3 separate regions of the Homo sapiens genome follow, and regions 1 and 2 are each linked to region 3. The links are chromatin contacts, found by Hi-C or POLR2A ChIA-PET in ENCODE. All regions are on one chromosome and are shown on one strand. Each heading gives the region's core, a stretch centred on a gene start or an enhancer-like site at or near the end of the contact. The rest is flanking DNA. Distances are from core to core; before and after follow the strand shown. Region 1 overlaps PODXL (podocalyxin like). Region 2 overlaps LINC-PINT (long intergenic non-protein coding RNA, p53 induced transcript). Region 3 has its middle 96 kb from the start of MKLN1-AS.

Region 1 (4,258 bases), core at 1,263-3,762, 270 kb after region 3:
GTTGAACATTCACTGCAGACAAAAAGACCAACACCAAAGAGTCATCTGTGTCCTCCATGCTGTGTTTGCAGCAGACCTGAGGGATCAGCTAGTGACCGTGACAAAAGCTATGCTACAGTTTTACTCTTGCCCTCTCTGCCTCCCCCATCATGTTTCCTTGGTCCCTCAGTCCTGTTGGAGTAAGTTCCATATATAAAAGCTCATCCAAAACTTTGTTTCTTGGCAGAAAGAAAGAATTGTTCACTTACATCTTAAACCTAAATGATTCAGAGAAAGTGTAGAAGACCAGTTCTTATGTTTGTGTTCATGCCCTCCCTAGCCTTGCTAGGGTAACAACTGGGAAAGGAATTCTGTCCTTTGTGTCATTCTGGCACCTTCGAGTAGCAATTCTTAATTTACCGATTATTCCTTCTGAGGCGCACAGTCTGTGGATCCAGGTTTTAATCTTGTTTCTGTCCTGAACCATGTGATTTTGAGGAAGTCACTTCATCTTTGTGAGCTTCAGATTATCTTTTTCTCTAGAAAAAGATTGGACTAGATCTTGAAATACCTTTCTCCATGACTACAGGGTTGCCTGCCAACCAGAGCATATTGACTCCAACCTTTACTGAAATGGAGCTGTGACTTTGCTGGGGAGGGGGCAGGGTTGCATTTTAAAATTAAAAAAACAAAACAAAACACCTGATCTACAAGACAAATACTTTATCATAAGTTTGTCTTGTTATATTTCATTTTTTGTTTAAAAAAAAAAATCAAGCAAAAACTTGTCATTTCCAGTAAGACATTTACATTCCTGTCCAGAGAAAAAACTTGGCCATCACTCAGCTAACATAATGCTTTTTCAAAGTATGTTCACTTAAAGCAGTGCAGGGTAGGTTAACATGGTCACTGTATTTACATTATCAAAAAAATATGTGTATATGTATCAGTTTGAACTTGTTCTTCAAAGTTTCTCCAGTATATTGTCAAAAAAGATAAAGCTCAAGAAGTGGTTTAAATAAACTTTCTGCTAGCTTTCCTTATCAAGCGGGAAAAAAATCTGGTGCCTAGACTAGATTAAACCCGTATTCTGTCTTACAACGCAAAGAATATTCTGTACCTCCTTCATAAGCTTTGCTGCCTGTCTCCCCACTCTCATGACAGTAGGCTTCCTAGTCATCATACTTGTGGTTTCTGGCCTCCTGTGCAGCTTGGGGAAACCACAGTTTACCACTGAAAGAGCTGATGATAAACTGTCTTTGCTACAACCTGTTTAAGTCATGCTGAGCTTCTAGTGTTCCTCTTACCTCTTCCCAGACCCAATGCTCTCTGAATTATCAGAGAGCATTTAGAACCCAGTAAAGGTGGCAGAAGATGATGACCTTTATAGATGCATGGCTGTTTGGCCTGTTGACATAGGTGTCCTGGTGGCAAGAGCAAGGCAAGGTGTCAGATTCTGAAGCTGTCCTAAGCCTAGACTAACACAGTTTGGACGAATATAAAGCAGTAACCTCTGAATCAGCCCAGAGCCTCTCCGGGTTCTCCTTGGACAGAGCGATGGAGAGTCAGGAGAGTCAGGACCGACCTGGCCAGGCACTCCTGCTCTCTAGTCCTTGCCAGTCATCATCTGTCTCCAAGAGGCCATAGGGTTGCAGCCTTTGATTGATTTGCAGAGGCCTATTTGCTGTCTCCGTCAAAAGCCCTGGCTGGTGAAGTGTGACCCAGGATCAGCAAAGGAGGAATAATCCAGTCTGGCCTCTCCCACGGGACCACAACAGAAAACCTACTGGGTGGAGAGAACCCAGCGCTGGGCAAGAAGGAAGCAAACACCTCACTCAAGCCTAACAAGATTTCCTGTTTTCCCCCAAACAGGCACTGTTCTCCATCCTGCCCACCTCCAAACACTAGAGCATCGGGGCAGATGTTTTTGGAACTTGTTAGCCTCGCATCCCTCTAACTCCTGGGAAACTCGCTGGGGCCCTATGTGAACCCCTGGCCTTCCTTTTCCCCTAGGATATCAGATGGCTACAGACTGTGAGGAAGGAATTAGGCAGATGGTGCAGGACAGATCTTCCCCAGCCCCTCCCCCTACCCTTTTAAAAAGTAAGCCATCCCGAGTGGATAGCCTATTTCATCAGAGCTACTACAGCCGGAGCCTGACTCTTAAGACCCTGGAGGTGTGGCGTTTCACCCGAAAAATGGCAATTTCATTCCCCTAAGCAGTTCTGCCCATTTTCCTACTTGATCCCAGGGAATTTACGCCCAGAACGATGGAGACCATGGCGAAAGTTCAACATTCCACACAGGATTCCCCCTTCTCAATCAGATGAAACCTCACCATGCCCACTGCTTAGGAGCCTTCTACATGGCAGCTAACTGCCGAGCCCATAAAAGTCCTATATTGGGGAATAGACATAGCTTTGTGTTCCCCTGAGATGCCACCAGAAACTGCAAGAGAACCGCAGCAGCCCCACTAGGCTCACAGAGAAGAGGAACAGCAAGGCCTAGCTCCAGGCCAGGACAGTGGGACGTTCCCACAACAGTCTGTCCCCCAGGCTGCCCTTCATGCACCCAGCATGCACTGCGCTTTCCAGGCCCTCTTTTCCTGTGGCACAGGAGAATCAGAGTGAGTGAGATGAGCTAACTGGACGTCTGCCAACTGTCTGAGCTTTTGGCCTTTGGCAGTGGAGGGCTGGGTTAGAAAACAACTATAACAAAACTCTCAGCAACTTGAAATGTCCCTGAGTTTCCTATGATATACAGGGGAAAGCCTGTCCTTCCTGGCTGCTTTAATGGATTGTCTCTGAAGACACATCGCTGATGGGGGGCCCCGGGAAGGCCTCTCCTGCAGCCACTGCTCTTTCATACTGGGTCTCAGGGAATCACTCCCATCAGCTGAGCAGTGAACAACAAAAGGAACACGCTGCTCTCACTAGCTACAGCAGATTTTAGTCCCTGGTGGAAATGGAAGCCCAAAGAAGATCGTGGGTGGCCTCTGCAAGGAGTGCCAGGGGCAATGGGCCAGTGTTCCTGCTGACCCCTCATCAGCTGCCCTGAGATACCAGCCTGGACTCGAGTGTCCCCTTCTCTCCTCACCTGCACGCAGGTCCCCTAAGCAGACCTGGTTCACGCACGGAGACCTGTGTGGGTTAAGCCCCCATCTCACGAAGCAAATGTGAGAAAATCCGAATCCAGAACAAGGGGTTCAAGGTTATGAATAACCTGTGCTAATCCCAGAGGCCCCAGGACAGAGTAAGTGGGAACAAACACTGAGTGTAGGGAGGGGTAAGAACATAGAGGGTGGGAAGATGGGTACACGAGGCTGGGGTAGGAGAAGGAAAACTTGGGAGCTGGACTTTCAGGTCGTCAGATCCCACCGAGCCAGGATGTAGCCCTGCCCTCCTTTCCAGCCCAGCCACCTGCTGGAGTTTCACCCCTGCCCGGGACTGCTCTGGACGGAAGGCACATGTGAACACAGCAGTGTGGCATGGTGCAAATGGAATCTTTGTTCTCATCCTGGCTCTGTCACCAAGTGGCTCTGACCTTGGGCAAGTCACTTACCCTCTTCAGGTCTCGGCAATCTCACTGCAGAATGAAGGGATTCCACTAGTTCATCTATAAAGTCCCTTACGTGGCTTTTTCTTGATCTCCCTCATCATCCAGCAGCACTGAGCTCAGGCACTAGTGGGTTATTTTACAAGAGGAATCTGGACAGAATGTGATTTGTTCAGGTTGAAAAGGGAAAAATTAAGGCCCTGGGGGGATTGGGAGGGGACACCCCTCGGAGTTCACTCTCCCTCCCCAGTCTTTCCCTTCCCCATCCAAACGGCACTTGGGGTGGTTGGTCTGGAGCTCTGTGGTGCTGCTGGAGGCCACCGGCAGACCGGACTAGAGGTGTGTGTCTTCCTCCTCATCCAGGTCGTCCTTGGTCAGGTTGTCCAGAGGGACGATCCAGCTGTCCCCCAGCTCCCCGTTGAGGCTGACCACCTTCTTCTCCTGCATCTCAGAAGAGGTCTCCATCACTTCCAGTGTTGGGTTGTCATGGTAACCATTCTCCACTGTCTGCAGCTCCTCTGTTAGCCGCTGCTAGAGTGGGGAAGGTGACCGGTGAGAAGGGGGTTTCAGAGGGCTCTGAGCTTAATACAGCGCATGTACGTACCCCTCCCACTCAGGAGCCCCACTGTAGCTAAAGCAGGCCCTCATTGCTCGCCTGTGGGGCTGGCTGCTCCTGGTGGTCATTCTGGCTCTCAGCCTGCCCGGAACTAGTTGGGAACAAAGA
Region 2 (4,155 bases), core at 669-3,168, 340 kb before region 3:
AAAAAAAAGGAATAAAGCTTCCCCGCCCAGCCTTTAAAGTCCTTTTCCCCTAAACAATACTCCAAAATCAATGAATCTAGAGATTCTTTGCACCGGAGTGGTTTCCAAATCAATTGACCTCTAAGCTCCAAATGCATTTTGATTCTGCTTCTATTGATCTGAAATAATAAAGGCTATGGAATTGGGATATGGTTCTGGTTTCTAGTGGAGTTTACCTGAAAAACTAGGATACCTTTGACCATCCATATTTCTAGGAAGCCCTCTGACTATCCATATTTCTAGGAAACCCTTTGACCATCCATATGTGGCTACTTTTTTATACATACAGTACTCATGCAAAATAAACAGAAAAATAAAAGAGTAAATCCCAACTTCCAGGTGACAGTTTACAGCATATCTGGCAACTACGTGGTAGAGTTTAGTGGGCCTGCCAGAGTCCTTGTGTATGCCCCAGACATAGGCATACACACACAGAGCTCAAGAAAGCTGCTCAAGAAAATGACAGTCTTTTTTTTCTTTTTCTTTTTCTTTTGGGGGGAACTTTCACTGGTATAGAACTAACTGGGCACATAATGGGTAAGGACAAACACTGAAACTTTTTTTTTTTAAGTTAAAAAATTCCAGCTGGGCATGGGGTGGCTCATGCCTGTAATCCCAGCACTTTGGGAGGCTGAGGTGGGTGGATCACCTGAGGCCAGGGGTTCAACACCGGCTTGGCCAACATGGCAAAACCCCATCTCTACTAAAAATACAGAAATTAGCCAGGCGTGGTGGTGGGCACCTGTAATCCCAGCTACTTGGGAGGCTGAGGCAGGAGAATTGTTTGAACCCGGGAGGTGGAGGTTGTAGTGAGCTGAGATCATGCCACTGCACTCCAGCCTGGGCGCCAGAGCGAGACTCTGTCTCCAGAAAAAAAAAAAAAAAAAGTTAAAAATTCCATGTTCAGAAAGCAAGAGACACGGTGTTATTTTCTCCAATTCTGAAAGCTCCCAGTGGTGACAGCATCGTTAGCCATGTGTAACATGTGCATCCAGGCAACTGACTGTCACCAGACTTCTCCATGGCCTTACTCAAACTGAGTAAGCTGGTAGTATTTCCTAAGAGTTGTCACTCAGTTGTGAAAACAGAGAGCTTTTTGTTTTTTGGAAAATCCTGATCAGCCGAAATGACTGGGTGGTCAGCCTTGCCCATCTTTTGGCTACTTAGATAAAGGCTTCTTTTCCCAGGCAAGGAGAGAGATGATGGTTAACTTGCTTTTTAGACTGAGGTCATTGCTATTCGCTGGTGTAATGAATAAGCTAGACGTTTAAAAACAAAACAAAACAAAACAAAAAACCTCCTTTCAAAAGCAACCACATTTTTCTCTTCTCTGGAAATGAACAGAACGCGTCATGAACAGAACACGTCATAATTTTTTAAACATCCATCAGTGCCCATGAAAAAAATTTTTAAAAATAATCTGAATCTCACTTGTTTATTGCCTACAATATCAATCAATGGCTTAGGTATCTCTCCGTGTTCTATTACTTCTCACCGCTCTTAATTCATGAGGTCAAACAGAATCTTAAAACATCATTAAAAAATTTCCTCCCTTTCCATGTCTCAAGGTATCTGTAAATGGACAATTTGGGTGTGCTGAAATCAAATGACTGACCAAGGCCCATAACTGTGATCACAGGTAAAATGTTTTTCTGCTTTGCCAAAAATCCGAGTTTCCTTTGCTCTCTCTGTCAAGCTGAAAGAGCCCTCCCAGACCGAGGGGCCAGGTGGAGAGGCCACTCACACCCGCCCTGTGCCGGTCTACCTTGGATGGCCTCACCAGGGCACGGTTCCCGGGGTGGTGACTCAGCTCTGGAGGACCACCTGCTGCGTGGGGGTTGCTGCCTAGCAGGTCACTGCCAGTCACGAGGGCAGAGAGACCCAAAGGATCAGAGAACAGCTCTGAGCAGGTCAAGGGCAGTGCCAGAAGGAAAGCCTTTGTTTACAGAGGGAAAGATCCTGCACCTTGAAGTGAGGCATTAAAGAGTAGAGGGGCTTTGCACCTGCATCCTAAGCCTCTTGGTTCACCACTAAGCCGCAAAGCCACAGGGAGGAAACCACTGGGAATACCATCACAGAAAATGAAGGTAGGGCCACAGGGCACCTCCCACTCTCAAAGGGAAAAGACGGCCCTGGATCATCTTTCTAAAACACCACTTTGATGAAGTCGCCATGGTTTTCTAAAGTAATAAATGGCAGCCACTACCTGCAAGATAACAGAGTGCATTTGAAACCTTTCCACCACCTAAGTCCAACCCACCTTCAGGGCATTCGCTCTACTTCCTTAGATAAAGCCTCTGCTGGGGTTAAGATGTTCTGTCTCCGCTGCCCCCACTCTGCAGGCTTTCTCCTCCCGCTGGCTGGTGCAGAGAATGGGGGAGCCATTAGGAGCCACAGACACTGAGCTATTCTACATGGAATTCTTTTTATTGTTTGATCTATTTCACATGTACAAAGCTTTGACCTTCCAGTTCTAAGAATTCCTACTTAGAACTGGTAGGTTCTAAGAACTCCTACTTAGAACTGGTAGGTTCTAAGAACCTCCCTGGACCGATTCTGGCACATGTCTCTTCTGAACTCACAGAGCTTGTGCCTTAACAATTTAGAGTCAACTGACTTTGCTGTCCTCTCTAATGTGTTAAGTTTCAGTCCGTGACAAACATTGACAAGACGTGTACCTCATCAAGCACTGTAAAGGGAAAGGACATGACCCCTGCGGCAGAGGTCCACAGTCACACAGATGACAGAAATGTGCCCGATGCCTTCCAATGTATGTCACAAACGCGTATTTGACAAGGGAGAGCAGAGACTCTGCAGGTGGTGAGTTTTGCCTGCAGCGCCACAGAAGTCTTCATTGGGGAGCTCCAGGCTGGATTTTAAAGGAAAAGCCGAATTTTAAAGGAAGAACAGGTTAAACACCGAAGGAAAATGGGGAGGAGTGAATGTTTCAAGGAACACGTATACCAAACAACAGAGTGCATTCTCTCCAGCTCTGCAGCTCGGGGTTCCAGGGTCGGGGGTCCCACAAGGTGGGAAGGAGAAGCAGGCCTTATCACGAAGGGCTTTGTAGGACAGGCCGAGTGTGTACGACGTTTGAGGTGGAATGACAGGGCTACGCCCTGTGGAAGGGGCCGACTGTAGGACTGCTCGGAATTGGGAGTTTGACAGGAGAGAGGCACTTTCACAGACATTATCTGGTTTGATCACCACCCCTTCTTGAGCCATATATTTGGCGATTAATTGTGCACTTGTGACATGTTCCTTTCTGCTGTCTGTTCCTTAATGCCCCCTGCTTTTTTGTCTTGTCCCCAGCTGGGCTATCTGTTCCTGGCGGCCACAGAACAATACCTTCTTTAATGGCTCCCACAGTGACCAGCACGTGCCTTAAACTCAGAGCAGGTCAATCAATCAAACTCCTTTTAACTGAAAGTTTAGGATGTGCTTTTGCCACACTCTCAAGTAAGTAAGTAAATTCATCAGCAAATACCAAGTCCTAAAATAATGAATGGTACTTAGGAAACACATAAAGAGTGGTAGAAAACTAGATGGGCTGGGGTCATCCTGTGGAGGCCCTGGACGGCCCGGCTAAAGCATTTGGAACTCCTCTGTAGAAGTGTTTTGATAAAGAAATGATGTGATTGAAGCTATGCTTAATAGAAGATGAATTTGGCAGTAGGATGGGCTGGAGGGAGACAGTCGCTGTGGTGGTAGAAAGAAGAGGTGAAGAAGTGTTGCCAAGCCAGGTGAGAGCGTTTGCTACCATCTGCACTAGCACGCAGCGCCGTTCCTCTAGGGCCCCTGGAGCTTAAGGTAGTTCTTTTCTCACATCTGTCGCACTTAGGAAGATCACATGGTGATGCTGGCTTTTATTCTCCCTCCCTTTCTTCCTTCTAATAATTAGCAAGCAACAGTTATCTGCCAGACACTGTGCTATTACACAAGGGGGAGAGAGATGAAAGGCAGTCTCTACTCTGATGCCTTGTGGGAGAGGAAGAAAAGTATCTGGTTAAAACGCAGCATATTGAATTCTCTGATATGCCCTCCCTCCCTCTCTCTCCCCCTGCTGGCCAGTCTGTCTTCCATTTCTTTCTTTTTCTTCCAAAAAAAGGATCTGAG
Region 3 (4,544 bases), core at 563-3,062:
TCTTAGATCTAACAAAGGCTGGCTGCATTAACAGAGATTCTCTACAGATGCAGGTTTCCCTGTTTCGTGATGGCTTTGCAGGGCTACTTCAAATTATGTCAAAGAAATATACTTCGGGGTAAAATATTTTGATTTCCTTCAGGGTCTGCTGTCCTGTGATGCTATATTAGAGTCAGGTTGGAAAGTAAGCCTCATTATACCAGGTTAATTTTTAAAAACCCATTTAACAAGATTCTGTGGTTTGTAGGGTGTGACTTAACCCTTGCCTGGCATGGCCTTGGGTCTTGTTTATAATTTGGTATCTTACTGCCATAAAAAGTCTGTTTTGACAGTCTTATGGTCTCTATTTTAATATTAATATGGGTCAGTTGTGCCCAAATCCAAAAGGGAGGAGGTATAAGGAGGTGTGTCCCACCTCCCTTCTCATCATGGCTGGGAATTCAGTTTTTTGGGATTTTCTGGGGCCCCCTTGGCCAAAAGGGGGTCTGTTTAGTTGGAGGGCTTAGTATTTTATATTTGATTTACAAACTTATTTATTGGTCACCAGAAGAAATCCCAGTGGTGGGGATGATGAGGAGGCAGCTGCTCTGTTTGCTGCTGAGTTACTTTCATATGTAGTCCCTTGTAGGGGCCAAAGCACCTTGGATGTTGATCCGTCATGTTGACTTCTGATTAACCCCAGTTCTGGGAAGGCTTCTAAGATTTCCAGTTTATCTGTTGTTCTTTATGTAAGAGCATGTATTTACCATACATCTTGCCCTTAGGTCAAAACAACCTTAATCATAAATCCTACCATTAGTCAGGTTCACATGGCATTCTTGCCTTTCCCTGCAGGGTCAATTTCAATTGCCCTGTGCCTTCCTTCCCTACAGTATATAAGCCCTGACTGAGTCTGGGAGAGTAATGGCATGGGGAGCCTCCATCTCATCTTGCGACTGACCGGGACATCATGGCTTCTGTTTATATGTCTCTTTTGGCCGGGCACAGTGGCTCACACCTGTAATCCCAGCACTTTGGGAGGCCGAGGCAGATGGATCACTTGAGGTCAGGAGTTCGAGACCAACCTGGCCAACATGGTGAAACCCCGTCTCTACTAAAAATACAGAAGTTAGCTGGGCGTGGTGGTGACGCCTGTAGTCCCAGCTACTTGGGAGGCCGAGGCACGAGAATCGTTTGAACCTGGGAGGCCGAGGTTGCAGTGAGCGGAGATCGTACCACTGCACTCCAGCCTGGGTGACAGAGCAAGACTCTGTCTCAAAAAAAAAAAAAAAAAAAAAAAGGTTTTAAATCTGATGGGCCTGGCAGGGCAGGAGAGGAGAAGATAAACATTTAACTACAGGATTGTAGCGGTACAGAGGAGGGACAGTTAGCATGTCAGGAAAAGATTCAGAGAGTTGATACTTAGGAACTGAGTCTTAACCTATCAGTACATGGCTGTCAAAAGATAGTTGGGACAAAGCACTTCAGGTACAACCCCAATTCTCGTTTCTTCCCCCTGTGTATCACTACATGCAGCCTGAAGCACTTGGCTCCATCGTCTTGAACCTGTACAGCTGTCTTCCCCTTGGTCCAGGTGACGTAAGGGCTTCCTTGGAAGCAGCAGCATTTATTAGTGCTGGTTCCAATCAGAGAACTGACATTAGAACTCTACTGTTGCTCTTGTGGCCAGGGCCAGGAAACAGCTGGAGTGGTTTGAACTCTCTGCAGGAGGATGGATGCGTTGAGGCTGGGCATGTGTGCATGCTCGTGCGTGCAGATCTGCGTCTGTGTGTCTATGAGTCTGAGTGTGTGTAGGTGTGTGTCCATTTGGATGGGTGGCTAGATGTTTATATGTAGGTGTTGCCACCAAAAACAAAAGTAGATATTCAGAAAACAAAGTGACAGCTCAAAACCTCAGACAAGCTGAAAGACTGCTCAGAGAAGGGGGAGGTTGAAACAACTTCAACCAAAACAAAATGAAACAGAGAAGGAAGTTGCATCAGAAGAGGAAGAATGCCAATGTCATGCTGAAGAACCACAAATGTCGCAAAATAAAAATAAAACGTGTGATTCTTATTTTACCTAGCCAAATATTATTACAATATTTTCTCCTTTAGAGTGTTAAAAATTACTGAAATTATAATATTTAGTTCAGCGAACATGAAGGACACAGAAAAACACAAACAAAAAATTCATTCCTATAATTTTTTAATGTTATATACATCATATTTTATTTATTTGGATCAGTGATTGATTTTAACTTTGCTTCCTACCTCCATATAAAAATTTTTCTCCAGCATTTAAAAAATATTAAAAACACGTTCTGAAATTGACTTATTGAAGAACATGTAAAAGGTCTCATTATTAGCACAAATTGAGAAATTATAATAAAGATACTCTAATAGCGAAGTGATTAAAGATGTCAGAACAAAAAATTATAGATCCCAGTGATGTTATTAAGTTTTTTCATTTCAGTTCATGTAGAAATGTTAGCTCCTTTGCCACAAAGAAATAAAAGAGTAGTTTTCCTTTTGATTAGATTCTTGTAACTACACACATGAAAAATTTATAGGATTGGTTTAGGTGAGGGGGTTTTATATATATAAACTGTTAATATAACATTGGAATAAGCTTGGCAACCAGGTCTCAGAGAAGTCTTTTGAATCTATTACTTTATAATTATAGTGATATTGATTGGCTTTCCATCACCTTCCTAGAATTATAATGACATCCAATGATTAACTGATTTGCCAATCTCGCAAATAGTTAAAAGAATATTGAGTTTTTGGCAGTGAACTAGGGAAGTTTGTGTGCTTTTTGTTAAAATGAAAAACTGTACTCCTCAATTGAATACATTTTTAGTACATACACGAGTTTACCAGCAAAGATAACTAGAGAGTGAGCTTGGTGTGCACACAGTGAAAGGAGCTTGGGAGGTTGAGATTGAAGTGAGCTACGATGCCACTGCACTCCAGCCTGGGTGACAGAGGGAGACCCCATCTCCAAAAAATAAATAAATAAATAAAAATAATTAATAATTAGGAAGAGAAAAGCACTGATCATGAGGAAAGGCAACCACTGAGTATGATGCTCACTTTATGTGCTTAAAGCGGGGACTCAGCAAATAATTGTGGAAGGAGGGAATGAGTGAAATGAGTGCATAAATAATAAGTACAAAGAAAGTGGCGTAAGTGTTTAATTCAAAACGAAGTTTAGACCGGGCATGGTGGCTCTTGCCTGTAATCTCAGCACTTTGGGAGGCCGAGGAGGAAGGATTGTTTGAGCCCACGAGTTCGAGACCAGCCTGAGCAACATAGCGAGATTCTGTCTTGGCAAAAAACAAACAAACAAAAAAACAAAGCAAAACCCAAAAATGAAATTATTAGCCGGGCAAGATAGTATGTGCCTGTGGTCCTAGCTATTCGGGAGGCTGAGGTGGGAGATCCCTTGAGCTCAGGAGATTGAGATTGTAGTGATCTACGATGCCACTGCACTCCAGCCTGGGTGACAGAAGGAGACCCTGTCTCCAAAAAATAAATAAATAAATAAATAAATAAATAAATAAAAATAAAGTTTATATTTTGCGTCATGACAGGGTTATAACATATTTTCCCTATGATGCTGTCTTGGTGATACATAAGTTGTATACTTTTCAGAAGTTGTGAGGCCCTTAAAGAAAACATCTACCAAATTAGTCTGGGGAAGAAATGAAAATCTATGCAAAACAAAGTTTTTAGATATTTTAAAAATATTTTACAAGACTAAATTCATTGTTACTTTAGGAACATAAAAATATATGAGGTATAAAATGGTTTACTCGTAGAATTATTAAATATTTAAAATTATAATTTATTCAAATAATATGAATGTACTAATTGAGACTTTTAAAAATCTTTAAAACTAATTACCAGTGGGGCTATGACCTACTGGACTTTAAGACATCAAATATCCTTTAGCTTCTGCCAACTGAGAAGAAAAACAACAAAAAGAGGAGAAGCCACAAACATCATAGTAAAAACACATACCAGAGTTATGTTTTTTCTAGATCTTCCATAAGGCATTTATTTTCAGAAAGGGTATAGGAAGAAGCATTTTTTTAAATAAAAAAGAAAGCATTTTTCTTTCCTTTTCTTTTTATTTTATTTTATTTTTTTGAGATGAAGTCTTGCTCTTGTCCCCCAGGCTAGAGTGCAAAGGCATGATCTTGGCTCACTGCAACCTCCACTTCCCGGGTTCAAGCGATTCTCCTGCCTCAGCCTCCCGAGTAGCTGGGATTACAGGCACCTGCCACCACGCCCGGCTAATTTTTGTATTTTTAGTAGAGACGGGGTTTCACCATGTTGGCCAGGCTGGTCTTGAACTCCTGACCTCAGGTGATCCGCCTGCCTCGGCCTCCCAAAGTGCTGGGATTACAGGTGTGAGACACCACGCCCGGCCTTTATTTTCAAAAAATAGTCTAAGAGAGTGGATAGGGGAAGAAGAAGAAAATTAACTAAATTCATTAGTTGTAACTTTTTCTCAAGCATTCACATTTCTGTTTAACGTGTGAATGTCCCCAAATATGC

The links. A loop is a pair of places that touch in the nucleus more often than their neighbours do. ChIA-PET counts read pairs that join two places held with the same protein, here RNA polymerase II (POLR2A). Pooled maps may share reads with other maps.
Region 1: a loop to region 3 is called in a map of naive thymus-derived CD4-positive, alpha-beta T cell, with 10 times the contacts of the local background. The contact joins two enhancer-like sites. A Hi-C loop is called at or near these places in 1 of 168 maps with a recorded cell type or tissue (naive thymus-derived CD4-positive, alpha-beta T cell), 1 of 37 single-sample maps with no recorded cell type and 10 of 50 pooled maps. POLR2A ChIA-PET finds 5 or more read pairs at or near these places in 1 of 52 experiments (WTC11).
Region 2: a loop to region 3 is called in a pooled map, with 5 times the contacts of the local background. The contact joins two enhancer-like sites. A Hi-C loop is called at or near these places in 6 of 50 pooled maps. POLR2A ChIA-PET finds 5 or more read pairs at or near these places in 8 of 52 experiments (A673, PC-3, Panc1 and 5 more).

The regions. Positions count from the first base shown.
Region 1 is chr7:131,500,444-131,504,701 of GRCh38, forward strand. PODXL (podocalyxin like) reads right to left here. Exons shown (of 9, transcript NM_001018111.3): 9 at 1-4,065. The coding sequence ends at 3,868. Among named protein-coding and RNA genes, the nearest start is that of PODXL, 54 kb to the right of the region's middle. Within about 2 kb of position 2,513, at least 15 of the 41 ENCODE cell types and tissues checked have a DNase peak (open chromatin) inside an H3K27ac peak, as active enhancers do.
Region 2 is chr7:130,892,478-130,896,632 of GRCh38, forward strand. All of the region lies in intron 6 of LINC-PINT (long intergenic non-protein coding RNA, p53 induced transcript), which reads right to left. Among named protein-coding and RNA genes, the nearest start is that of MIR29B1, 17 kb to the left of the region's middle. Within about 2 kb of position 1,919, at least 31 of the 41 ENCODE cell types and tissues checked have a DNase peak (open chromatin) inside an H3K27ac peak, as active enhancers do.
Region 3 is chr7:131,229,864-131,234,407 of GRCh38, forward strand. It overlaps a transcript of MKLN1 not described here. Among named protein-coding and RNA genes, the nearest start is that of MKLN1-AS, 96 kb to the right of the region's middle. RefSeq lists enhancers at 1,524-1,573, 1,984-2,033. Within about 2 kb of position 1,813, at least 17 of the 41 ENCODE cell types and tissues checked have a DNase peak (open chromatin) inside an H3K27ac peak, as active enhancers do.